Linked DNA regions of Homo sapiens: all the other regions are linked to region 3. Evidence: read pairs that join two places in POLR2A ChIA-PET (ENCODE). Cell type or tissue: CD4-positive, alpha-beta T cell. All regions are shown on one strand. Each heading gives the region's core, and the rest is flanking DNA. Links, peaks and the distances in the headings are about the cores only. Region 1 overlaps SAE1 (SUMO1 activating enzyme subunit 1). Region 2 holds the start of MIR3190 (microRNA 3190). Region 3 overlaps SAE1 (SUMO1 activating enzyme subunit 1).

What was found. Peaks named below come from ENCODE experiments on the same cell type or tissue, not always from the same donor. Only the 100,000 strongest peaks of a DNase experiment are listed, where the experiment ranks them.
Region 1: POLR2A ChIA-PET joins it to region 3 with 20 read pairs; 31 of 35 experiments call an interaction of 5 or more read pairs at or near these places.
Region 2: POLR2A ChIA-PET joins it to region 3 with 12 read pairs; 31 of 35 experiments call an interaction of 5 or more read pairs at or near these places.

What each region holds. Positions count from the first base shown.
Region 1 is chr19:47,205,977-47,216,296 of GRCh38, forward strand. SAE1 (SUMO1 activating enzyme subunit 1) reads left to right here. Exons shown (of 9, transcript NM_005500.3): 9 at 3,183-4,660. The coding sequence ends at 3,275. Among named protein-coding and RNA genes, the nearest start is that of MIR3190, 16 kb to the right of the region's middle. RefSeq lists enhancers at 3,015-3,764, 4,756-5,050. In CD4-positive, alpha-beta T cell, for the core only: CTCF peaks have their summits at 4,892 (motif pointing right) and 5,095; a DNase peak (open chromatin) is centred at 4,915.
Region 2 is chr19:47,224,310-47,229,309 of GRCh38, forward strand. It overlaps BBC3 (BCL2 binding component 3), which reads right to left. Exons shown (of 4, transcript NM_014417.5): 2 at 3,849-4,137; 3 at 2,255-2,445. The coding sequence starts at 4,122. It overlaps MIR3190 (microRNA 3190), which reads left to right and starts at 2,633; the gene lies at 2,633-2,712. It overlaps MIR3191 (microRNA 3191), which reads right to left and starts at 2,710; the gene lies at 2,635-2,710. RefSeq lists enhancers at 1,065-1,564, 2,773-3,715 and silencers at 1,638-2,197, 1,692-1,858, 2,228-2,527, 3,748-4,187. In CD4-positive, alpha-beta T cell, for the core only: no CTCF peak of the experiment used is centred there; DNase peaks (open chromatin) are centred at 1,942, 2,912, 3,672, 4,262 and 2 weaker places; H3K4me3 peaks cover 2,839 bases; H3K27ac peaks cover 2,180 bases.
Region 3 is chr19:47,141,650-47,151,969 of GRCh38, forward strand. SAE1 (SUMO1 activating enzyme subunit 1) reads left to right here. Exons shown (of 9, transcript NM_005500.3): 2 at 1,845-1,956; 3 at 8,553-8,726. Among named protein-coding and RNA genes, the nearest start is that of SAE1, 16 kb to the left of the region's middle. In CD4-positive, alpha-beta T cell, for the core only: no CTCF peak of the experiment used is centred there; a DNase peak (open chromatin) is centred at 4,362; H3K27ac peaks cover 2,768 bases.

The sequences.
Region 1 (10,320 bases), core at 2,330-7,329, 65 kb after region 3:
GGGCCGCTGCCCTTGCATTGTCAGCCTTACTTCTGCACATCCCATTGAGGGGCTCCCCCTAAATTTTTCATGTGGGATGGAGACTGGAGGTTGGGGCAGGTAGCCTTGACCCCATTGTTGGTGGTAGTTTCTCACATCCCCATCCTCACACAGCCCCCTCCTTCCTGCCTGCTGGAGACAGCTGGTGCCCAGCATCTTGTTTCTGTTTATCCCAGATAGCCAGAGTACTCTGCATTCTTCGTTGCTGGGTGTGTTTGGAATCTCCTCCTACCCCATCTTGCTTGGGAAGCACTTTACCTTTTGCCCCATGTCACCCCATGCCCTGCTCTCATCCCCAGTACTCCTTCATACTTATTACTGGTCAGCCTTCAGCCAGCTGGCAGGCGGGGCCTGCAGTCCAAGGGCCTCAGACTCACCTTTCTCTCCTGAGGCACTGTCTGAGCGCCTATGGAAAGCTTACACTAGGAGATGGGTCAAGCGCAAGTCTGCTCCTTTGGAATCATCTTTTGCGTCTTTCCTTTCTTACGTCCTTCTAGATACCCTATTTTATATCCATGTCTACTTCCTTGGGTTTAAAGCAGTTTTCCTTTCTCTCCATCCCCACCGTCCACGGCAGGTCTCCCTGTCTATGGTAAGAGAGGTGATAGTGAAAGCAGCAGCCATCCCAGGTTCATGGTAAAACACATACCATCTCCTGTATCTTGGGTTTGAGGGTCTAAGAGTTCCACCTGTGTACTGTTGGACCCTTCCACCTGGCTAGGTTGGTGGCATCCCCAGTATTGGTAAAGGACTCCTGGCCCTATTATTATTAATAGCAGCTCCTACTTACTAAGAATTTACTACGTGCTCGGCACTTTACAAGCCTAGTCACATTTCATTCTCACCAAAACTCTAGCAGGCAGGTGCTTTTTATTTGCCTATTTGCCCAGAGAAGCAAACTTCTTTCTGATCCAAGCTCCATGTGGACAGAGACCTCAGAATCCTTAATGTCTAGCTGAATACCTGGCATAGAGTAGATGCTTAATAAATGTTCCCTTGACTGGGTGCAGTAGCTCATGCCTGTAATTCCAGCACTTTGGGAGGATTGCTTGAACCTAGAAGTTCAAGACTAGCTTGGGCAACATGAGGAGACCTCATCTCTACAAAAGTCCCAGCTACTCAAGAGGGTATGGGAGGATATCTGGAGCTGGGGAGACGGAGGTTGCAGTAAGCCGAGAATGTGCCTCCCACCTGGGTAGCAGAACAAGATCCTATCTCAAAAAATTAAAAACATTTACAAATAAATAAAATTTCCCTGGAAAAATGGCTGACTAACACTATTTGTATATGGTAGATGTGATTGTCCCTGTTTTATGGATGAGGAAAAGGGTTTGGTGCTGAGTTTGAAGAGGAGCAGTTCAGGATGTGTAGCCCCACCTTCCTCATGAATGATGGGACGGTGCTCCTGGGAACCGTTAAACCCTGCCCTGGCAGCTTGCCTAGGTGATGTCTTCCTCTTTAAATGGTAGCTTGTGGTGAAATTTCAATCCTTTCTGGGTTAAGGACCTGTTTGAAAATTTGTGACAATTGTGAACCCTTTCTCAGAAAGATGTATGTGCATACAAGACTCAGTATGTTGTTTCGGGGGCTGACCCTGCCTCAAAAGACAGGGCCACGTGCTCACTCTCCTTCCCACCCCTCTCTCTCGCTCTCTGTTGCCCAGGCTGGAGTACAGTGGTGCCATCACAGCTCACTGCAGACTTGATTTCCCTGGACTTAAGTGATCCTCCCACCTCAGCTTCCTGAGGCACTGAGACTATAAGCACACGCCACCACATCCAACTAATTTTTTTTATTTTTTGTAGATATGGGGTTTTGCCATGTTGCCCAGGCTGGTCTCGAACTCCTGGGCTCAAGTGATTCTCCCGCCTCGGCCTCCCTAAGTGCTGGGATTACAGATGTGAGACATTAAGCCCAGCCCTGTTCTTGTATTTTAAAGTGCTCTGTCTGGTAACCCCACAAGATAATCACCATTGCCATTGCTAAATAGCATTGTCCAGGCCCTCTGGATCCCAGCCCTGACCCCCTGTGGAAGCCTAGCGACTCTATGTCCTCATGGAATAGCCCCCGCTTCTGCATCAGTGTGTTCCTTGATTAAATGTGTCCCCTTAGGTGATAAAGGCCACAGCCTAAGAACTGCCACCTTTCTCAGTTGAATAGTCATGAATAATTATTTCTGCTGTTTGCCCAATGGTGGTGCAACACAGTGTTAGTCATTGTTTTAGTTTTAAGGTGTTTTTTTGTTTGTTTGTTTTTTGTTTTGAGACAGGGTCTCACTCTGTTCCCCAGGCTGGAGTATAGTGGCACTATTACAGCTCACTGCAGCCTCAATGTCCCAGGCTCAAGCGATCCTCCCACCTCAGCCTCCCGAGTAGCTGGCACCTTGGGCATGCATCACCATACCTGGCTAATTTATGTCATTTTTCTTTTTCTCTTTTTTTTTGAGACAGAGTCTCACTGTGTCGCCCAGGCTGGAGTGCGGTGGCGCAATCTCAGTTTACTGCAACCTCTGCCTCCTGGGTTCAAGCAATTCTCCTGCCTCAGCCTCCCGAGTAGCATGCCACCATACTCGGCTAATTTCTGTATTTTTAGTAGAGACAGGTTTCACCGTGTTGGCCAGGCTGGTCTCCAACTCCCAACCTCAGGTGATCCGCCCACTTCAGCCTCCCAGAGTGCTGGGATTACAGGCGTGAGCCACTGCGCCCCACCTATTTTAGTTTTCATATAGACGGGATCTCACCATGTTGCACAGACTGGTCTTGAATTCCTGGGCTCAAGTGATTCTCCCACCTCAGCCTCCCAAAGTGCTGGGATTACAGGTGTGAATGTGCCTGGCCCTGGCCTGTTTTACATTTTTGAGATACATAGTTTAACCCAGGCAAATACATTTCTTAATCTCATGTTAGGAAAATAAGGTAATGTTTGGAGAGGTTAAATAATCTCCCCATGGACACACAGCTTGTAAGGGACAGAGCAAGGAGATAGGACAATCAAAATTGTCTCCAGACATTGCCAAATAGCCCTTTGGGAGCAAAATCGACCCCAGTTAAGAACCACTGCCCTAGACTGCTTTTAGAATTTTTTTTTCCCTCTATTCCTCTTAAAGCACTTGAGCTAAACCCTCTTTTCATTTTTCTCCCCAGGCCCTGTCTCAGCGGGACCCTCCTCACAACAACTTCTTCTTCTTCGATGGCATGAAGGGGAATGGGATTGTGGAGTGCCTTGGCCCCAAGTGAACTCAAGATTTGGCAGCCCCAGAGATGCCAACTGCAGCATGCCCACCTGTATTCCCTGTCCCCTTCCTTCATGAAGGCATCTCCAGGCAAGGAAAACTGAAGTCATTGGCCCGATACAAAACATTTCCTGCAACGAAGGAGGTGGTGCCGACGTGCTGCTTCCCATCACCAGCAGCTGCTCGACAAGGGGCGCAGGGTGGCTGTCTTTGTTCCAGCACTGTTCAGGCTGCCTGTCATCCCGGGCCTGCCAGCTCCCCTGAGTGATGAGCACTTCCAAGCACCCCTCTGCCCTTTCTCTGTCCTTATGCTGTCCCGGCCTCGCCAGCCCTCTGGGGCATTGTGGGAGATGCCTGCCAGGAATGAGCAAGCTCTGTTGCTCGGGAGCCTCTTGTCACCTTCTTGGACTTATTCCCCACCTGATACCTTATAGAGAAAAGTGTGAATTCAGGTGGAGAGTAGGCCCAGGCCCCATGAGGCACCAGTGGAAGCACAGCTCCAAGTTCAGACAGGTGCCCTTAGAGAGGAAAACCATGACAGGCAAATGCATTTCCTCTGGAGTTTGAGACCCTGACAAACAACAGGTGGCATCTGGTGTGCTGTTCTTGAGTTTTCGTTTAGGATTAGTTGAGTTCCAGCTGGGTTTTGGGAGAAAGGAGATGCTACCAAGTCTTGGATGTTAGGGCGAGACCCTGCAAGTTGAGTATTAGAGAGCTTGTCTTTCAAGGCAGGTTCCTGGGGCTTCAGGGCTAGGAGGGAGGAGCCTGCCCTTTTAACAGAACCCCAGTCACATGCGGCTCAAGTCACTCAGAGGCTGTTGCATTTCAGGGCTATGTTGGTCCTTTGTTTACCTCCTAAACCACAGCTGTTTGTGTTTCACATATGTTGTGAATTTTCCTTGGTTCTTTTTAAAGGAATGATAATAAAGTTACTTGCTTTAGGATTTGCTTGTTTTTCTTCCACTTCAGAAGCTTCTGAGAGGGAATGGGATGATCCTACCAGTTGCCTTTTCAGACCTGAGGCTCTAACTCAAGAGATTCCTCCTCTCCCTCACCATTCCTGCCACCATTTTTTCTGGGTGATGCAGCAAGAGTTAAATTGTTCACATTCTAGAATGTGTAGAAGCTTCTGGCTCCAGTTGTCTAATGGATAATTCAGCTAAATAGTGGCTATTTTCAGTGGCAAGAATTATAATAATAAAGGGAAGTCAAAAGTGATGCTTCATATGCCCCAAGTGCCACAGCCGCTACGGGTCAGAGCTTTTATTGGAAGACCAGGTTTGCCTTGATGCAGCCAAAGTGCGTTCCAGTTCACCCCACTCTTGCTTGTGTTTCTTCTTTATGTAAATTGTGTGATGTTTCAATAAATCAGTCTCTTTCCTATTCTGATCCTGCAGCAGTTAGTCGGGGAGAAAAGTGGTCTTCACTACAGAAGGGCCTCTGTTCCTCAACCCTGCATCACCTGCTCCCGCCGGAGGTGAGACAGGGGCTGCATTTCGGAAAGGATCCGTGTCTCGCCACCTTTAGTGCAAGTCAGTGGCGTCAGGGTCAGCAGTTACATTGCTGCATGAATTTCACGTGGTCTTTAAATTCTGAGCTAATTATACTCTTGACTGTAATGTGCAGCCTTGGTCACAAGGGGGAGCAGGTGGGTCTGGATTGATAAAAACAAAATTGTAGAATCGTCCCGGAAGCTTCAAACTTTTCCACCCTGTACCTCTAACGGCAGAGATTAAGTCACCCAGAGGACCCCTCAGGAATCGAGGGGAAAGCTGCCAGCCCCAGGCAAGAAATGTCTAGTTTCTACAAATTTCATAAACTGCCACATGATGTTTGTATTAATCATAAAAATGAAGAAAAAAAGGCCAGGCGTGGTGGCTCACGCCTGTAATCCCAACATTTTGGGAGGCTGAGGCGGACGAATCACGAGGTCAGGAGTTTGAGAGCAGCCAGGCCAACGTGGTGAAACCCTGTCTACTAAAATTACAAAAATTAGCCGGGCATGGTGGCGGGTGCCTGTAATCTCAGCTACTGGGGGAGGCTGAGACAGGAGAATCACTTGAACCTGGGAGGCGGAGGTCGCAATGAGCTGAGGTCGCACCACTGCACTCCAGCCCGGGTAACAGTGTGACACTCCATCTCAAAATCTGCAGTCAGTCAGGCATGGTGGGAGGCTGTGGCGGGAGAAGCACTTCAGCCCAAGAGTTCGTGACCAACTTGGGAAACAAAGCAAGACCCCATCTCCACAAAAAAAGAAATAGCTGAGCATAGTGGCTTGTGCCTGTGGTCACAGCTGCTTGGGAGACTGGGGCAGGAGGATCACTTGAGCCCAGGAGTTTGAGGCTGAAATGACCTGGATTTCACCACTGCACTGAAGCCTGGGTGAAAGAGTGAGACACTGTCTCGAAAAAAAAATCCCAGCACTTTGGGAGGCCGAGGCGGGCGGATCGCGAGGTCAGGAGTTCAACACCAGCCTGACCAACATAGTGAAACCCCGTCTCTACTAAAAAAAAAAAATACAAAAACTAGCTGGGCATGGTGGCGCGTGGCTGTAATCCAGCTACTCAGGAGGCTGAGGCAGGAGAATCGCTTGCACCTGGGAGGCGGAGGTTGCAGTGAGCCGAGATCGTGCCACTGCAGTCCAGCCTGGGCAACAGAGCGAGACTCCATCTCAAAAAAAAAAAAAAAAGTTATCTTGACGTATGTTCTATTAGCTCATTACAGGTGTGGAAGAGATGGCTTAGGTTGCAGGTGGTAAGTTTAATGATAACAACCAATGGTCATTATACCCATGCAACCTGCCTGGTACTTTTCAGAATCCTTGTTCTTTGAGTTGGAATCCCCACAGCAACCCCATGGGGATAGATGCTGTTCTCCTACCCATACTGGAGATAAGGAAACAGGCTCACCTCACAAGCAAGGGAGAGATGGAAATGGCGCTGACTGGGAAAGCTGCGGTGCGGGGCACTCAGTAGAGATTCATGTAGTGGCACGGCTTGTTCGCTCAGTGAGAACAAGATTTTGGGCTTCCCTTCACAAGTCCCTGAGACCCAGTAGTCACTGGAAAACATCATGTCGGCCTTCATAAAAGAGGGCCTTCAACTAGGTCCAAAAGGGTGGGTGGATTTGGTTCCTAAGCTTGTACGATATTCAAGCAATATACAAGCATAAAGAGAAGATTCCTCTCCGCTGCAGGGCACAGCCTGTCAGCACAATGTTGGCCACATAATAAGAGCAGCTGACTTCACAGCTAAACTGCATTTTGGAGAGAAATATGAGATGCTTTTTGGACATGTTAGCTGTATCCACTTTCTTTTTTTCTTTTTCTTTTTTCTTTTTTTTTTTTTTAATAGACGGAGTCTTGCTCTGTCACCCAGGCTAGAGTGCAGTGGTGTGATCTCGGCTCACTGCAACCTCCACCTCCTGGTTTCAAGCAATTCTCCTGCCTCAGCCTCCCAAGTAGCTGGGATTACAGGCCCCGGCCACCATGCCCAGCTAATTTTTGTACTTTTAGTAGACAGGGTTTCACCATGTTGGCCTGGCTGCTCTCGAACTCCTGACCTGAAGTAATCCACCTGCCTCAGCACCCAAAATGCTGGGATTATAGGTGTAAGCCACAGCGCCCAGCCTAGCTTTATCCACTTTCATATCCACTCCCCGGAGGTCACCCCTGTTAACTGTTGAGAGTGAATCCTTCCAGACTGCCATGTTCAAACCTAGACTCTACCACTCAGCCATGTGACCCTCGCTACACTACTTTCTGTTACCCCATCCCTAAAATGGGTAGAATAGTGGCACATTCCTCAGATATGTGGGGATTAAAAAATCAGTCTTTGAATCAATATTGCTCAATGTTAGCTGCTATTTTACATATTCATAAATAACTTTTTCTCCAATGTGCTTTTTTCTCAATATGTCTTGGAGATCCTTGTCAGTATTTCATGCATCAAATTCCATAACCAAAACAGGTGAACCATTAACTATTGAATCAGTCTGCTGCTGTGTGACATTGTGCACACTTAGGAAAGACTTCCCAAAGCCAAGTTCCAGGGTTAGCAAGTATAAAAATGCATTTTAGGAGTTGGTTCTTGTTTTTTATTTTGTTTTGTTTTTTGAGACAGAGTCATGCTCTGTTGCACAGGCTGGAGTGCAGTGGCGTGATCTCGGCTCACTGCAACCTCTGCCTCCCGGATTCAAGCAACTCCTCTGCCTCAGCCTCCTGAGCAGCTGGGACCACAGGCGCCCACCACCACGCCTGGCTAATTTTTCTATTTTTAGTAGAGACGGGGTTTCACCATATTGGCCAGTCTGGTCTCGAACTCCCAACCTGATGATCTGCCCACCTCAGCCTCCCAAAGTGCTGGGATTACAGGCATGAGCCACCGTGCCCAGCCTGTTTTGTTTTTTTAGTGATAGGGTCTTACTCTGCCACCCAGGCTGGAGTGCAGTGGTGTGCAATCATGGCTCACTGAAATCTTGATTTTGAGGGCTCAAAGTGAGTCTCCCACCTCAGTCTCTTGAGTAGCTGGGACCACAGGCAGGCACCACCATACCTGGCTAATTTTTTCCCCCGGCTAATTTTTTTTTTCTTTTCTTTTTCTTTTTTTTTTTTGAGTTGGAGTGTTGCTCATTTGCCTAGGCTGGAGTGTAGTGGCATGCTCTCAGCTCACTGCAAGCTCCACCTCCCGGGTTCACGCCATTCTCTTGCCGCAGCCTCCCGAGTAGCTGGGACTACAGGCGCCCGCCACCACGCCCGGCTAATTCTTTGTATTTTTAGTAGAGACAGGGTTTCAGCATGTTAGCCAGGATGGTCTCGATCTCCTGACCTCGTGATCCACCCGCCTCGGCCTCTCAAAGTGCTGGGATTACAGGCGTGAGCTACCACGCCCGGCCTTTTTTTTTTTTTGTATTTTTAGTAGAGACGGAGTTTCACCATGTTCCCCCTGGCTAATGTTTTTAAAATTATTGGCTGGGTGCGGTGGCTCATGCCTGTAATCCCAACATTTTGGGAGGTCGAGGTGGCTGGATCACCTGAGGTCAGGAGTCACCAGACCAGCCTGACCAACATGGTGAAACCCCGTCTCTACTGAAAATACAAAAATTAGCTAGGTGTTGTCCACATGCCTGTAATCCCAGCTACTCTGAAGGCCGAGGCAGGAAAATCGCTTGAACCCAGGAGGTGGAGGTTGCAGTGAGCCGAGATCGAGCAGTTGCACTCCAGCCTAGGCAACAAGAGCGAAACTCCATCTCAAAAAATATATATACATATTTTTAGTAGCCATGAGGTCTCACTATGTTGCCCAGGCTTAAACTCTGGCCTCAAGTGATCCTCTTACCTCAGCCTCCTAAAGTACTGTGATTACAGATGTAAGCTACTACGTCTGGCTGGTACTTTTCTTTCTTTTCTTTCTTTTTTTTTTTTTTGAGATGAAGTCTCACTCTATCGCCCAGGCTGTAGTGCAGTGGCACAATCTCGGCTGACTGCAACCTCCGCCTCCCGGGATCAAGCAATTCTCCAACCTCAGCCTCCCAAGTAGCTGGGATTATAGGTGCACGCCGCCCAGCTAATTTTTTAATTTGTAATTTTTTTACTTTTTATTTATTTATTTTGAGACAGAGTTTCACTCTTGTCACCCAGGCTGGAGTGCGATGATGTGATCTTGGCTCACTACAACTTCCACCTCCTGGGTTCAAGCAATTCTCCTGCCTCAGCCTCCTGAGTAGCTGGGATTACAGGTGCCCACCACCACACCCAACTAATTTTTGTATTTTTAGTAGAGACAGGGTTTCACCATGTTGACCAGGCTGGTCACAAACTCCTGACCTCAAGTGATCCACCCGCCTCAGCTTCCCAAAGTGCTGGGATTACAGGTGTGAGCCAACACTACCGGCCAGAAATTTACAGATGTTAAAGGCTCAGTGAATCCCAAACGGGATAAACATGAAGAATATCATGTTTAGAAAAAACATCTAGGTGGCCGGGTGCAGTGGCTCATGTCTGTAATCCCAGCTGCTCAAGAGGCTGAGGCAGGAGAACTGCTTGAACCCAGGAGGCAGAAGTTGCAGTGAGAATCATGTCACTGCACTCCAGCCTGGGCGACACAGCGAGACTCAGTCTCAAAAAAAAAAAAAAAAAAAAAGGAGGCCGGGTGTGGTGGCTCACGCCTGTAATCCCAGCATTTTGGGAGGCCAAGGCCTGAAGTTGGGAGTTTGAGACTAGCCTGACTAACATGGAGAAGCCCCATCTTGACTAACATGGAGAAGCCCTGTCTCTACTAAAAATACAAAATTAGCCGGGCAAGGTGGCACATGCCTGTAATCCCAGCTACTTGGGAGGTTGAGGCAGGAGAATCACTTGAACCCAGGAGGCGGAGGTTGTGGTGAGCCAAGATCGTGCCACTGCACTCCATCCTGGGCAAAAAGAGCGAAATTCTGTCTCAAAAAAAAAAAAAAGAACCTCCATCTCCATGCTTAAATACTTGTGAGCAGGGCAAAGGCCATGCAGAGAGTGTTCACACCCAGACCAACGCCCTGCTTCGCCTTCACTGCAGTGCATGCCATCCCTTTGGTAGAGGATGAGACACCTTCCCATAACTGGCTCCCCTTTCTCATAATATGTCTTAGAATTATTAACATGGTTGAATTTAGGTCTACCATTTGCTTTCCATTTGTCCCACTTTTGTTCCCCTGTTTCTCCTTTCCTGCCTTCTCTTGAAGTATTTGATTAATTTTTTTTTTTTTTTTTTTTTTTGAGACAGAGTCTCACTCTGTCACCCAGGCTAGAGTGCAGTAGCGCGATCTCGGCTCACTGCAACCTCCACCTCCCAGCAAGTAGCTGAGGTTATAGGCTCCCACCACCATGCCAGCGAATTTTTATATTTTTGGTAGAGACAAAGTTTCACCATGTTGATCAGGCTGGTCTTGAACTCCTGACCTTAAGTGATCCACCCACCTCAGCCTCCCAAAGTGCTGGGATTACAGGCGGGAGCCACCTCACTCAGCTAAATGTTCTAATAAATACCCATGTACCCACTATTTTGCCACTTGCA
Region 2 (5,000 bases), core at 1-5,000, 81 kb after region 3:
TAAAATAAAATCTGAAATACATTTAAAAATAGTCTGGGTGAGGTAGCTCAGACCCATAATTCCAGCAATTTGGGAGGCCAAGGCAGGAGGATCACTTGAGGCCAGGAGTTTGAGACCAGCCTGGGTAACACAGAAAGACCTGATCTCTACAAAAAAATAAAATAAAAATTAGCCAGGCATGGTGGATCTGCCTGTGGTCCCAGCTACTTGGGAGGCTGAGGCGGGAGGATCCCTTAAACCCAGGAGTTGGAGGCTGCAGGGAGCTGTGATTGAACCACGGCACTCCAGCCTGGGAGACAGTGAGACCCTGTCTCTAAACATAAAATAAAAATACATATCTATCCTAAATATCCATCAATGAGAAAATGAATAAGGATACTATGTTTATCCAACAGAATACTATGTAGCAGTGAAAATGACTTTTTTTTTTTTTTTTTTTGAGACAGAGTTTCATTCTGTCCTCCAGGCTGGAGTGCAGTGGCATGATCTCCTGATCTCGGCTCACTGCAACCTCCACCTCCTGGGTTCAAGAGATTCTCCTGCCTCAGTCTCCCAAGTAGCTGGGATTACTGGCGTGTGCCACCATGCTCAGCTACTTTTTGTTTCTTTTTTTTTTTTTGAGACAGATTTTCGCTGTTGTTGCCCAGGCTGGAGTGCAATGGCACGATCTCGGCTCACCGCAACCTCTGCCTCCCGGTTTCAAGCAATTATCCTGCCTCAGCCTCCCGAGTAGCTGAGATTACAGGCATGTGCCACCACGCCTGGCTAATTTTGTATTTTTAGTAGAGACGGGGTTTGTTCATGTTGGTCAGGCTTGTCTCGAACTCCCGACCTCAGGTGATCCGCCCTCCTCAGCCTCCCAAAGTGCTGGGATTACAGGCATGAGCCACCACGCCCGGCCTTAATTTTTGTATTTTTAGTAGAGACGAGGTTTCACCATGTTGGCCAGACTGGTCTCAAACTCCCAACCTCAAGTGAGCCACTTGCCTCCGCCTCCCAAAGGGCTGGGATTACAGGCGTGGGCCACTGCACCAGGCCGAAAATGGCTGTATTTGTTGTTTCTTTTTTGAGATGGTCTTGCTCTGTCCCCCAGGCTGGAGTTCAGTGACCCTTCATGGCTCAGTGCAGCCTCGACTTCCTTGGCTCAAGGGACCCTTTCACCTCAGCCTCCCAAGTAGCTGAGACTACAGGCCCGCGCCACCACACCCGGCTAATTTTTGTATTTTTTGTAGCAACGGGGATCTCATTATGTGGCCCAGGCTGGTCTGGAACTCCTGGGCTCAAGCGTCCTTCTATCTCCGCCTCCCAAAGTGCTGGGATTACAGGAGTGAGCCACCGTGCCTGGCTGAACATAGATGAATGGAAGCTCTTTTGCCCATATGGTGAATCTGAAGCCTAATATTGAGGGAAAAAGGAATTCTGGGGAGAAACAAAAACTATGTCATATACGCTAAGCTAAGAATGCTCCATGATTCTAAGCCCTGGTTCTGGCCTGGTAAATACGGAGTAAAAGCAACACCTGCAGGGGTTGAGAGAGGCCAACTCGAGAGATTTCCTTTGGATGCAAGGAGGGGGAAGGGATGGGGAGAGTAAGGAGCTTCACCACATGCGTTTCTGCGGTTTTGTTTGGTTTCTTAATAAGCAAGCAATGCGGGTGTAATGTTCAAACTGAACAGAGCTGCCTGGTGGGCGCATGATGTTTGTGATTTCCCATTCTCTGCTGTGGGCTTCGAATATTTGTTTTAAAAAATCGAGGCCGTGCCAGGGGCTGGGGGGCGGGGCCTCCCGCGGGGCGGGGCTGCGAGCCCACCCCTGCGGTCCCCGGCCCGCCCCGGCGCCCGGGAAACTGTGTGGCGCTGCGGGCCGCGCGAGAGGGACGGCAGGGGGCGGGCGCGGCGCGGCTGCTGACTCACCGGCTATAAATAGCCCGGGATATATGAGCCGCGCCGCCCAGCGCCGCCCTCAGTCCCCGCGGCCGCGGGCCACGGGCGCGCAGCTCCACTCCTCGGCGGCCTAGTCCCTGGCCCTGGCCCTGGCCCTGGCTCGGGCTCCGGCTATGCCAGCCGCGGCGCGGAGTCCTTGGGCGGCTCTGCGGGCGCGCGATTCCCCCCCACCCACTTACCCCCCACCTGCCTGTCCGCGGAGCGACCCAGCCGCGCAGGGCAGCAGCTGCCGCACATCTGGCGGGGGCCGCCTGCCGCCCCCTCCTCCGGCGGAAGTCCCACCTGCCGTCTACCCCACCCCCAGCACTCACCCGCCGCTCGTACTGTGCGTTGAGGTCGTCCGCCATCCGCCGCAGCTGGGCCCCGATCTCCCGGGCCCACTGTTCCTCCTCCCCGCGGACTCCCGGGGCCGCCTGGGTGGGACCGCCCGCCAGAGCCCCCGGGGCGCTGGGCACGGGCGACTCCAGGTGCTGCTCCGCCAGCGAGAGCGAGGGCTGAGGACCTTGGAGAGGCAGAGGGGCGCGGTCAGCACCCACCACCCCTCCAGGCCTCGAGGTGTCTCGGCCTGCTCCCCTCTTTCCCAGCCACTGCTCCCCGCCTCATTTCTAGTGATCCCATCGCTAGTGAGTCAATTTCTCAGCTTCTCCTCCACAGGCACCAGAAAGCAAGAAGTACCTGGGGACGCCGCTCTGGGGTCACCTGTCTGGCCAGCTACGTCCCCACGGCCCTTGTCAGTGTGGAAGGTAGACGGCCAGAGAGGTGACCCCGGGGGTGGTCAGGCTTAACGACCTCTATTTTCCAAAGGGGCCACATTTTGCCTTTTCCATGTGACAGGCAGGGAAACTGAGGCCCGCCCTTAGGGAGTATCCCAAGGTCACACAGGGATACAGTGACTGACCCCACCCAGATCACAAGCCTCAGGTCTCCTGCCCTCTCGTGTCCAACCACAGGGAAGCCACACCTCCGGATGTGGCAGAGGCCTAGAGACCAGAAGGCCAGAGACTGTGGCAGCTTCAGAGCGCGGGCCTGGGGGGCTGGGACGCGGGAGATGCCTTCCTGCCCCCCCCCCCCCCCCACTTCTGAGCGCCCTAGGAGGCTCCTGCCCTCCCGTCCCACCAGGTCCTGGCCTGAGGGTTCCCTAAGGCCTACAGCCAGGGCCTCAGTTTCCACATCTGTGACCTTGGCCTTGAAATCGGTGTCCCCTTCCAGGGCTTCCAGGAACTGAGTTAGGGAAGTTTTCTCTTTCCTCGCTCCCCTTGGGCTGCCGGGACAAGATGGGGGATGGGAAACCAGGACACACTTTCCCTAGAGCGCCTGCCGGCAGGGATGGGGCTCCACGGGCACCACAGGGTTAACAGCCCATCAGGCAGGGGACCTTTAACCCTTCCCTCCCCAAGACTCCCCCACCTCCCCGAGGGGACTTCCCAACACAATGGCCCCTCCCCCTCTCCTTCCTCCGCCGGGACTGCTGAGGACAGCCCCTGGCCAAAGAGATGCAAATAAAAGCAAAAGGCCTCTCGACCCCTCCCCAGAGGCCAGAGTTGACAGTCCTCCCGCTCGGCCCACTCTCCCTGCAACAGGAATCCTCCAGGGGGTCTAGAGGACCCAGACTGGGGGAGGGGAGCTGGGATGCAGCTGTTGCCCCAGGCCCGGAAGAGACAGTGGGCTGCAATTCGGGGACTGCAGTCAGATTCCAGGAGGGACTTCCCACTTGACCTCCCCCTCCACCCCCAGCCTCCGTCTTCCTGCTTCTTGCAACACAAAGACCACATTGGCCACACCCTCCCAGTGGCCCGGCTGGGCCCGCCACCTCCCCCCGTCCTCTCCCACTTCTCCAGTTCCTCCGAGTCTCCAGCCCTCTCTCTTCCCGGCTCCTATCACCCCGGGGGCGGGGCGGGCACTCACCGTCCGGGCGCGGGCCTCGGGGCCGGCTGCGGGGACCCCCAGGCCAGCGGGAACCCCCCAGGGCGGCGGTGACGGCGGGTGGGGCGGTGGGGGCGCAGAGGTAGGCAGCGGGCAGCAGGGTGGGGGCGGCGGGGGCGGCAGCCAGGCCGGGCTCGCAGAGGCCGCAGGACACTGCCGAGGGCACCAGGCGGCCGAGCGGGAAGGGGCGCGGGCCGTCGCGGGCCAGGCCCTCTACGGGCTCCGGGGAGCTGCCCTCCTGGCGTGCGCGGGCCATGGCGCTCCCTGGGGCCTGCGGGACACGGGAGGAGGAGCAGGTCAGCAGGGAAGTACCAGGGCCCACTGTACCTCCAGCCTACCCGGGGTTAGGACCCAGATGGAGAAGAGTGGAGGTGTGTGTGCATGCGGAGGGGGTGACGGCCCCACAGAGACACGCCCAGCCGGGGGATGACACCACCGGGTCCTGGCTGGCCTGGAGAGCCTCCCGTGCATACGGTGATGGGCACACAGGAGGGACAGGGGGCACAGGACGGCTCTCACAGCAAGGACAGGGCTCACACAGGACGGATGGAGGGGTCTAGCAGGTGTGTGTATGAGGGCTGTGACAGTCCCACAACACAAACTCACTCCACTTGGGACTCACAGCATGGGCTGGTGGGGACAACTTTCCCAACACAGCGACGGGCACACAGGGAGGGCAGTGAGGCACAGCGAGGCCCCCACAGCACACACACAAGGACTCACACGGGACTGGCCAGCCTGACCGCCCACCCCACCTCCCACTTGCACACAAACACTGAGATGGCCCCAGTCTCGGACATCACTACTCAGTACACACAATACACACACACCCCCGACCAAAGCAGGAGCATCCAGACAGACCATCACAAGCACTCTACATACTGCGCACACTGGCTGGCACAATCCATCCCCACACATCCAAACTGTCAAAGTCTCACACACTGACCCACTGTTGATATGCCCAGGGGCACATGCAAACACAATGCAGCCTTTGCAAACACAAACACACACACACAAGCTAGGCACTGCCTCAGTTCCCAAACATGCCCCTCTCCACACACACACACTCACTCCAGAGATAAGACCTGCACACCTCTGGACTCACATATCAACACAAAACAGACACCCACGGAC
Region 3 (10,320 bases), core at 2,003-7,002:
AAGGCGTAGGTAGGCATTGAGAGGAAGAAATGGTGCATTTTGCGAGGGTGGAATGTTGTGATTAAATTTTATTTAATTTTTAATTAAATTAATAGCAAACTCTTACCAGCAGAACTTAAATTGTGTGAAAATTATTCTTAGTTATTACTAAATCCTTTTCAGTATGAATAATACATTTGCTGCAGAATTATTAATGAGTTTGGTTACATGATGCAGCCCAAGATCTTGATGAGTTGTTTCATAATACATGATGTAAAGTCTGTATTTCCTTTTTGAAATCTGAAAAAATTGTGACTCTGAAATACTTCTGGTTCAAGAGATTTCAGATAAGATATAGTTGACCTATTCTGCTTCCTACTGACCTCAGAGAAGTCTTGGGATGGCCTGACCTCTGATTGCCTTTTTTCAGCCTCATCTTCTGTCACTTTACAGATTTAAAAAGCTAAAAACAAGGCTGGGCACGGTGGCTCATGCCTGTAATCCCAGCACTTTGGGAGGCTGAGGCAGGTGGATCACTTGAGGTCAGGGGTTCGAGACCAGCCTGAACAACATGGTGAAACTCCGTCTGTACCAAAAATACAAAAACTAGCCAGGCGTGACAGTAGGCGCCTGTAATCCCAGCTACTCGGGAGGCTGAGGCAGGAGAATTGCTTGGACCTGGGAGGCGGAGGTTGTAGTGAGCTGAGATCACGCCACTGCACTCCAGCCTGGGCAACAGAGCGAGACTCTGTCTTTAAAAAAAAAAAAAAAAAGGTAAAAGCAATTCCTGTGTACATGCTCTTTTCATGCCACCATGTGTTTTGCTTGTGTGTTATACTTAACTAGTGCCTCTTCTCAGCACCTCTTCTGCTGTCATGCTAGTTTGAGCCACCATCATCCTCCCTCACCTTAACTGTGACATCTTCCTACCCCCATGGCTTTCCATCATGCCTCGAAGAAAATCCAGAATCCTTCCATTGCATGTAAGAGCCTTCATGATGTGGCCCCTTGTTCCAACTTTTCAGCCTCTCTGTCATTCCTGTCCCTAGAACATGCCAAGCACTCCTGCTTCAGGGCTTTTGCATTTGCTGTTTTCTCTATCTGGAATGTTCTGCTGCCAAATATCTGTGTGTTTGTCCTTTATTTCATTTTGATTTTTGCTCATATGGCATCTCCTCAGAAAGGCTTGTATGATTTCTGTCTCAAATAGCGTTCTCCATCATTCTTGATTCTTGTCACACTTGATTTTCATCACTTTTTCACATATTATGTATCTATTTGTTTATCTGTCTCCTACTTTTTCATGAGGGCAGGGACTATGTCTGATTCACCGCCTTATTTCCACACCATAGAAGGATGCCTGGCATAGTTGGTACTCAATAAATATTTGTTGAATGAATTGTTTTGTGCAGTATGGATTAGAGCCTGTCTCTTTCCTAGATTCGAGGTGTGATGCCTCAATGCAGTTAGAACCAAAATGATTTTTTTTTTTTTGAGACGGAGTCTCACTCTTGTTGCCCAAGTTGAAGTGCAGTGGCATGATCTCGGCTCACTGCAACCTCCGCCTCATGGTTTCAAGTGATTCTCCTGCCTCAGCCTCCCAAGTAGCTGAGATTACAGGCGCCTGCCACTACGCCCAGCTAGTTTTTGTATTTTAGTAGAGACGGGGTTTCACCGTGTTGGTCAGGCTGGTCTCGAACTCCTGACCTCAAGTGATCCGCCTATCTCAGCCTCCTAAAGTGCTGGGATTACAGGCATGAGCCACCGTGCCTGGCAAACCAAAATGATTTGTGTATTTTTTGTTCTTCTGTGATTCTGCAAGCTCACTGTTCTGTATCATCAGGTTAACAATGTTTGTCTTACAGGCTGCGGGCCTCTCGGGTGCTTCTTGTCGGCTTGAAAGGACTTGGGGCTGAAATTGCCAAGAATCTCATCTTGGCAGGAGTGAAAGGACTGACCATGCTGGATCACGAACAGGTGCGCTGTTGTGAGCTCATTCCTCCCCTGCTCTGGCTCCCCTTTCCAGCATGAAGATCTGCAGATTTTGTGAGTTCCTCCTTGTGCCTTAAGGGCTGTGAAAGGAGGGCTAACATTAATAAACCATTGCCTCTGGAGACTGAAGGTGCTATTGTTGGGTTTGAATTCTAGCTCCACCACATCTAGCTGGATGAGCAGTAGAGACTCACACCCCCTCATTGAGCTTGCCTGCCTGTAAAATGGGGTTAGTAATATCTCCCTTGGTGGTTGCTTGTGAGGAGGTGTAGAGAAGTGTTTTTCCAATTTGTGCCTAAAAATGACCTGAGTGACTAACTGAAAATGCAGAGTGGCCTGGAGGCTTCGTGGTGCCCTAGCTTTCACCCCTAGTGATTCTCATTTAGGTCTGAGGCGAGCTCAGGAGTATGTGCATTTAAAAGGTGTTTTAGGGCTGGACGCAGTGGCTCATGCCTGTAATCCCAACACTTTGGAAGGCTGAGGCAGGCGGATCATCTGAGGTCAGGAGTTTGAGACTAGCCTGGCCAACATGGCAAAACTCTGTCTGTACTCAGTATACAAAAATTAGCCAGGCATGTTGGTGTGCACCTGTAATCCCAGCTACTCGGGAGGCTGAGGCACAAGAATCGCTTGAATCTGGGAGGTGGAGTTTGCAGTGAGCTGAGATGGCACCACTGCACTCCAGCCTGGGCAACAGAGTGAGACTTTGCCTTAAAAAGAAATAAATTAATGAAAGGTGTTTCAGGAGATTATGATTTAGATGGTCCACAGACATCACTTTAAAAAACACTGGATCAGGCCAGGCACAGTGGCTCATGCCTGTAATCCCAGCACTTTGGGAGGCTGAGGCGGGCAGATCATGAGGTCAGGAGATCGAGACCATCCTGGCTAGCACGGTGAAACCCCATCACTACTAAAGACACAAAAAATTAGCAGGGCTTGGTGGCGGGCGCCTGTGGTCCCAGCTACTCGGGAGGCTGAGGCAAGAGAATGGCGTGAACCTGGGAGGCGGAGCTTGCAACGAGCCGAGATCATGCCACTGCACTCCAGCCTTGGCAACAGAGTGAGACTCCGTTTCAACAACAACAACAACAAAAACAAACAAAAACAAACAACACTGGATCAGAGAGAATGTGGGCAGACTGCTTTGTATAGTGCTTGAACCTAACAAGTATCCAGTAATTAGGAATAATGATCTGACATGCTGTTTGTTTGTTTGTGTGTTTTTGCGAGACGAGTCTTGCTGTGATGCCCAGACTGGAGTGCAATGGCGCAATCTCCGCACACTGCAACCTCCGCTTCCCGGGCTCAAGTGATTCTCCTGCCTCAGCCTCTGAAGTAGCTGGGATTACAGGCACGCACCACCACGCCTGGCTAAGTTTTGTTTTGTTTTTTTTTTGAGACGGAGTTTAGCTCTTGTTGCCCAGGCTGGAGTGCAATGGCGTGATCTTGGCTCACTGCAACCTCTGCCTCCCAGGTTCAAGCAATTCTCCTGCCTCAATCTCCCGAGTAGCTGGGATTACAGGCATGCAACACCATGCCTGGCTAATTTAACGTTTTTAGTAGAGACCGGGTTTCTCCATGTTGGTCAAGCTGGTCTTGAACTCCGACCTCAGGTGATCCTCCCACCTCGGCCTCCCAAAGTGCTGGGATTGCAGGCGTGAGCCACCGCACCCGGCCATGCCTGGCTAAGTTTTGTTATTTTTAGTAGAGATGGGGTTTCACCATATTGGCCAGGTTGGTCTCGAACTCCTGACCTCAGGTGATCCGCTGGCCTCGGCCTCCCAAAGTGCGGTGATTACAGGTGTGAGCTACCATCCCCTGCTGACATAATGCTGTTTGATTAATATTATAATGGTAGAGCCCAACTCCAATGTAGCTTTCTCTGACCAGGCTCATCTTCAAGGTGAAAATAAGTGCTGCTCTCTCTACATTCCCATGCCTCAGTGACATTTTATTTATTTTATTTATTTATTTTGAGACAAAGACTTACTCTGTCGCCCAGGCTGGAGTACAGTGACACAACCTCAGCTCACTGCAACCTCTGCCTCCCGGGTTCAAGCACTTCTCCTGCCTCAGCTTCCCTAGTAGCTGGGATTACATAATTACTTCATCTGGTTGTAAGAATCCAACATTGGAGGCCAATCACAGAACAGTGCGATTCTGACACCACAGGTGTGAGGCCACTGCACCCATCTTAGAGCGTATTATGTAGTTTACATTCAACAAGCATCTGAGAGCACCTACTGGGTGCCCTGAAGTCTGCTAGGTGCTGGTGATAGAAAGATGCTCACGGTTTGGTTCCCATTCTCAAGGTTTTTTTTTTTTTTTTTTTCCGGAAACCATAGCAGGCTCCCTGACTGAGGTTGTGGTACATGAAAGATTTCCTGGAGTCCTGATCTGAGCTAAGTCTTAAAGAACAAGGAGGGTTGTCAAGATAAGAGCCTGTGTTTTAGGCAGGGGACATAGCAGTGTCACAAAGGCACCCTACAGTGTGGTAGAAATGGAAGCTAAAAGTAGTTTGGTGTTTTTAGAGTGTGAGACCCAAAGTGGTGGGTAGGGACAGGTTGCTGGTGAAGTCCAAGTCAGGAGGGGCTCCTAGGAAGCCCCACTGTAAGCTTTTACTTAATCCTCTGGGTGGTGCAGACTCACTGAAGAGTTTCAAATGACAGGAAGGGTGACATGGTTAGCTTTGGGCTTTATGTGTAGATCAGTAATTACTGTATAAACTATGGTTGGCACAAAATACAGGGCAGAAGACCACTTAGAAGGCAGTTTTTAGTAGTTTAGGTGAGAGGTGAAAGTGGCCTTGCTGATAGGGATGGCAGGAAGCACACAGATGTGAGAAATAGATTTAGGTGGTAGAATTGGGAGGTCTGTGTATGGGAGCTTAAGGAAAGCCAGGAATAACCAGAGCAGCTGACACTGAAGGGGCTAGGCACTGTTCTCAGAGCTGCAGTTGTATTATCTCATTGAGTCCTCACAACACATCTGAGATCAAGGACCCATTACCATCCCTGTTTTACAGATGGGAAAACTGAGTAAAAGGAAGAAAAGTACTGGCCCATCCAAGGCCCCAGTAGTTAGTGGTACGGCCGGGACCCAGGCATCTGACTCCAGAGCCCATGTTCTCAGCCACCTCACTATGGACCACTCTCATGGAAATAGCAAGGATATGAAGATGAGGCTTCTGGCTTGAGTGACTGGGTGGGTGGCTGGTGGACTCCGGAGACAGCACACAGAAGCAGGCAGACATGTAGGGTTTATGGATATCTGAGAGAAAACGGCTGGTGGGCAGTACAGTAGAGAAGACTCAGGTGGATCAGGAAGAAATCTGCACCAGAAAGAGTGATTTGAAAAATAACAGCAGATTTTGGTAGAAACTGAAAGAGGCATTGAGTTGGTTTATGGAGCTATACAGAGTGGAAAGATAAGTAATTCTGAGATGGAAGCTTGGGGACAGCCACACCTAAGAGGGCCCAAATTGAGACTAGAATGTGTAGCACGAGAGGAGAGCAAAGCAAGGAAGGTGTGATCTGTGGACTGATAGTGATGAAATGATAATTGTATGTGTATGGGTTTTTTTTTTTTTTTTTTTTTTTTTTTTGAGGCAGTCTCACTGTTACCCTTGCCGGAATGCAGTGGGCATGATCATGGCTCACTGTAGCCTTAACTTCCTGGGCTCAGGGTATTCTCCCACTTAAGCCTCCCAGTAGTTGGGACTACAGGTGCACGCCACCACACCTGGCTAATTTTTTGTATTTTTTGTAGAGACTGGGTTTCATGATTGTTGCTCAGGCTGGTCTTGAACTTTCTGGGCTCAATTATATGTTTTTTTTGTTTGTTTTTTTGAGATGGAGTCTCACTTGTCGCCCAGGCCGGAGTGCAGTGGTGAGATCTTGGCTCACTGCAACCTCCGCCTCCTGGGTTCAAGTGATTCTCCTGTCTCAGCCTCCCAAGTAGCTAGGATTACAGGCGTGTGCCACCACACCCGGCTAATTTTTGTATTTTTAGTAGAGATGGGGTTTCACCATGTTGGCTAGGCTGGTCTCGAACTTCTGACCTCAAGTGATCCACCCACCTCAGCCTCCCAAGCTGCTGGGTTTACAGGTGTGAGCCACCGTGCCCAGCCTCAACTGTATTTTTTTTTTTTTTTGAGACAGAGTCTCGCTCTGTTGCCCAGGCTGGAGTGCAGTGGCGCGATCTTGGCTCACTGCAAGCTCTGCCTCCCGGGTTCACACCATTCTCCTGCCTCAGCCTCCCTAGTAGCTGGGACTACAGGCGCCCACCACCACGCCTGGCTAATTTTTTTGTATTTTTTAGTAGAGATGGGGTTTCACCGTATTAGCCAGGATGGTCTCGATCTCCTGACCTCGTGATCTGCCTGCCTTGGCCTCCCAAAGTGCTGGGATTACAGGCGTGAGCCACCACGCGTGGCCCTCAACTGTACGTTTTTATCCATGTCCTCGTTTTATATGGGATTCCCACATTCTTGCTGAGGTTCACACAGTTGTTGAGCCAGGATTTGAATCAAAGATTGAATCCAGCCTGAATTATTTCAGAGCCTTACTGTTAACCATTGTGTGGTACAGCTTCTCAGCACATAATGAGATCCCTGAAGAAGCAGGATGGAATGGGTCAAGGATACAGGGTTAGCCTAGAATGGGAAGTGGGCCAGCTCATTTTCTTGGAGGAGAAGGTAGTAAGATAGAGAGTGTGCTGTGGATGGTTGGTAGGAGGTGTTGAGGGGAGATTACTTCTGTTGTACCTAGTCTTGGTGAAGGTGGCAAGGTTATTTGCAGAGATTAATGGTTAAATTAGATGTTTGATGTGTGAAGAAATACTTTGAGAGCAGTATGGAATCTGTAATCTTACTGGTGGCTATTAGGGGATTATATTATCCTGTCTTTGAGGCTCTGCTCTGCTGATGTTCAGCCTTAGGGGTGAAATAATTCCTCTGTTCCAGTCCCCACTCATCTCTCCACCTCTCTGAGTTCTTTTTTTTTTTTTTTGAGACAGAGTCTCACTCTGTTGCCCAGGCTGGAGTGCAGTGGCACGACCTGGGCTCAATGCAGCGTCTGCCTCCCAGGTTCAAGCGATTCTCCTGCCTCAGCCTCCCGAGTAGCTGGAATTACAGGCGTGTGCCACCACGTCCGGCTAATTTTGTATTTTTAGTAGAGATGGGGTTTCACCATGTTGGTCAGGCTGGTTTTGAACTCTGGACCTCAGGTGATCTGCCTGCCTCGGCCTCCCAAAGTGCTGGGATTACAAGCGTGAGCCACCGCACCTGGCCATAGTCTATCTATGTTTTTTAAAAGTTCATTTCAAGCATTCTTAATTGTGTCTGATTTTTGCACAAGTTTGATTTTTTTTTTAAGTTTTCTCATGAGGTTGCAATTTTTGTTGTTTTTTGAGAGAGGGCCTCTCTGTGTTGTCCAGGCTAGTCTTGAGCTCCTGGCCTCAAGCAGTGATCCTCCTGCTTTGGCGTCCCAAATTGCTGGGATTACAGATGTGAGCTACTGTGCCAGGCTGCACTGGTCTACTTTTTTTTTTTTTTTTTTTTTTTTTGAGACGGAGTCTTGCTCTGTTGCCCAGGCTGGAGTACAGTGGTGCAATCGCAGCTCACTGCAACCTCCGCCTCCCCTGTTGAAGTGATTCTCCTGCCTCAGCCTCCTGGGTAGCTGGGATTACAGGCACACACCACCACACCTGGCTTATTTTTGTATTTTTAGTAGAGATGGCATTTCACCATGTTGGCCAGGTTGGTCTCAAACTCCTGACCTCAGGTGATCCTCCTGCCTCGGCCTCCCAAAGTGCTGGGATTACAGGTGTGAGCCACCGTGCCCTGCCCACACTGGTCTAGTTTTAAACCACTGGAAGACAGAGATTTAATCCTTTAAACTACTTGTGTATTTCCCCAAATGCTTATAGTTGGGCACATGCTAAGTATTTAGTCAATTCTTGCCACTGTTAATCAGTCATTTGTTAGCAGTTACAAATTTGCATAGAAGAAGAAAGCATGGATTTTTTTGTTGACAGTGAATTTTCTTTATAAACACAAGGGGGTGCTCTTTAACCATCAATGACCAGTTTAAAAAAAGTTTAAAGTCATTTTAAAGCCTTAGAAGGAAGCCTGCATAAGGCAAATTGCTACAGGAACAGTAATACATTTTAGGGCTGTGCACAGTGTTTCATGCCTGTAATCTCAGCACTTTGGGAGGCTGAGGCAGGCGGATCACGAGGTCAAGAGATTGAGACCATCCTGGCAAACGTGGTGAAACCCTGTCTCTACTAAAAATACAAAAATTAGCTGTTGTGGTGGTGCGTGCTTGTAGTCCCAGCTACTTGGGAGGCTGAGGCAGGAGGAGAATCATTTGAACCCAGGAGGCGGAGGTTGCAATGAGCCGAGATCATGCCACTGCACTCCAGCCTGGTGACAGAGCAAGACTGTCTCAAAAAAAAAAAAAAAAAAAAATTTAGGTGGTAGGTATTTTAGCTATCCTTTAAAATTTAAAGATTCTTTTTAAGATTTATTTTCCCTAAAAATACAAGACTTAAAAAAATATGTGTATTATTCCTAGGTAACTCCAGAAGATCCCGGAGCTCAGTTCTTGATTCGTACTGGGTCTGTTGGCCGAAATAGGGCTGAAGCCTCTTTGGAGCGAGCTCAGAATCTCAACCCCATGGTGGATGTGAAGGTGGACACTGAGGATATAGAGAAGAAACCAGAGTCATTTTTCACTCAATTCGATGCTGTAAGTTTCTTATTATAAAATCTGCTGTGGGAATTAAACAAATTAAGGTGCTAGTTGTATATACTTTCAAATCCCAAAGCAATCTGAGAGCATTCAAATATCAAATTCTGAGCTTTTTCCCAAGAAAATGTATAAGCTGTTCTATTGTTTAGGCTTAGTATATTGTGTGAATGTGTTGCTAGAGAGGTCCAGTCTGTTGCATCTGCTGTAGTTGTTGGTGACTTGCTGTCTGCTGGCTTCTTCTCTGGGCATATGTTCCCTCAGCCAGGTTTCGTCTTTGGTGTTTTGTCTTCCTTCCAGAATCTTTGCACATAACTTTAATCCATGTTATTGCAAATGTTTTCTTCCGAAAACTTAACAAGTTGGTGATTAATTTCTGTGGCAGCGGCATTTTTTTGTTAGAAATATCAAACTACAGCTTGTGTTTTGTCTTAAGAAAAGCACACCTGATCTTGATCTATGTCTGTCTGTCTGTTTCTCACAGTCACATTGACCATGTTGCCATGGATAACTAGAGAAAAATCACTGTAGTCGTAAGTCAAATGAGGCATATCCAGCCTCATTTAGTTTCACTGCCAAATCTATGCGGAGGTGAAAGGATAAATTCTTTGTCAATATCTGCAACCTTTCAGACATAGTTCCCTGCATTCTGGAAAAGCTTAACAAATCTTGATAAATGTGAAATAGTCATAGATGAGCTACTAGTTTTTTAAATGAAAGGCCCCAGTATGTTACATGAGAGGTTAGAATTTGGGTTGGGTAGTTTTTTTTTTTTGCACCTTTTTTTATTTGAGATGGAGTTTTGCTCTTGTCGCCCAGGCTGGAGTGCAATTGTGCGATCTTGGCTCATGGCAACCTCTGCCTCCTGGGTTCAAGTGATTCTCCTGCCTCAGCCTCCCAAGTAGCTAGGATTACAGGCACTCACCACCATGCTGGGCTAATTTTTTGTATTTTTAGTAGAGATGGGGTTTCACCATGTTGGTCAGGCTGGTCTTGAACCCCTGACCTCAGGTAATCCACCTGCCTCGGCCTCCCAAAGTGGTGGGATTACAGGTGTGAGCCACTGCACCTGGCCTGTTTTTTACACTTTTCTTTCTTTCTTTCTTTCTTTTTTGAGATGGAGTCTCACTCTGTCGCCCAGGCTGGAGTGCAGTGGCATGATCTTGGCTCACTGCAACCTCCGCCTCCCTGGTTTAAGCAGTTTTCTGCCTCAGCCTCCCGTTTTTACACTTTTCTATTTCATATGTGCATCTGTTCAAATATGGGCTTGGAAGGATGGATCATCTGTGCATTTGTCCTGTTTTCTTTTTCCTAGTCCCTTCTATTTTTTAACTTGAGGTATTGGGACACTTTCCATTTGGACATAAGTCTTCATTTTCTTATCTGTAGTAACCACATTTATTTTATGCCAGGTGTCCCTTGAACTTGTAGAGTTAGAGGGTTTGTTAAAACTGAAGTGTGAGGCCAGTTGATTGTGTAATGCGTGTGCATGGGGCCATGTTGACCGCCTTGCAGGCCGTGTTTGGCTGGTCCTTGCAGGTTTTATAGTTACTTTAGACTCTGCAGGGTTCCATTTGATCAATTGGTTGCATGT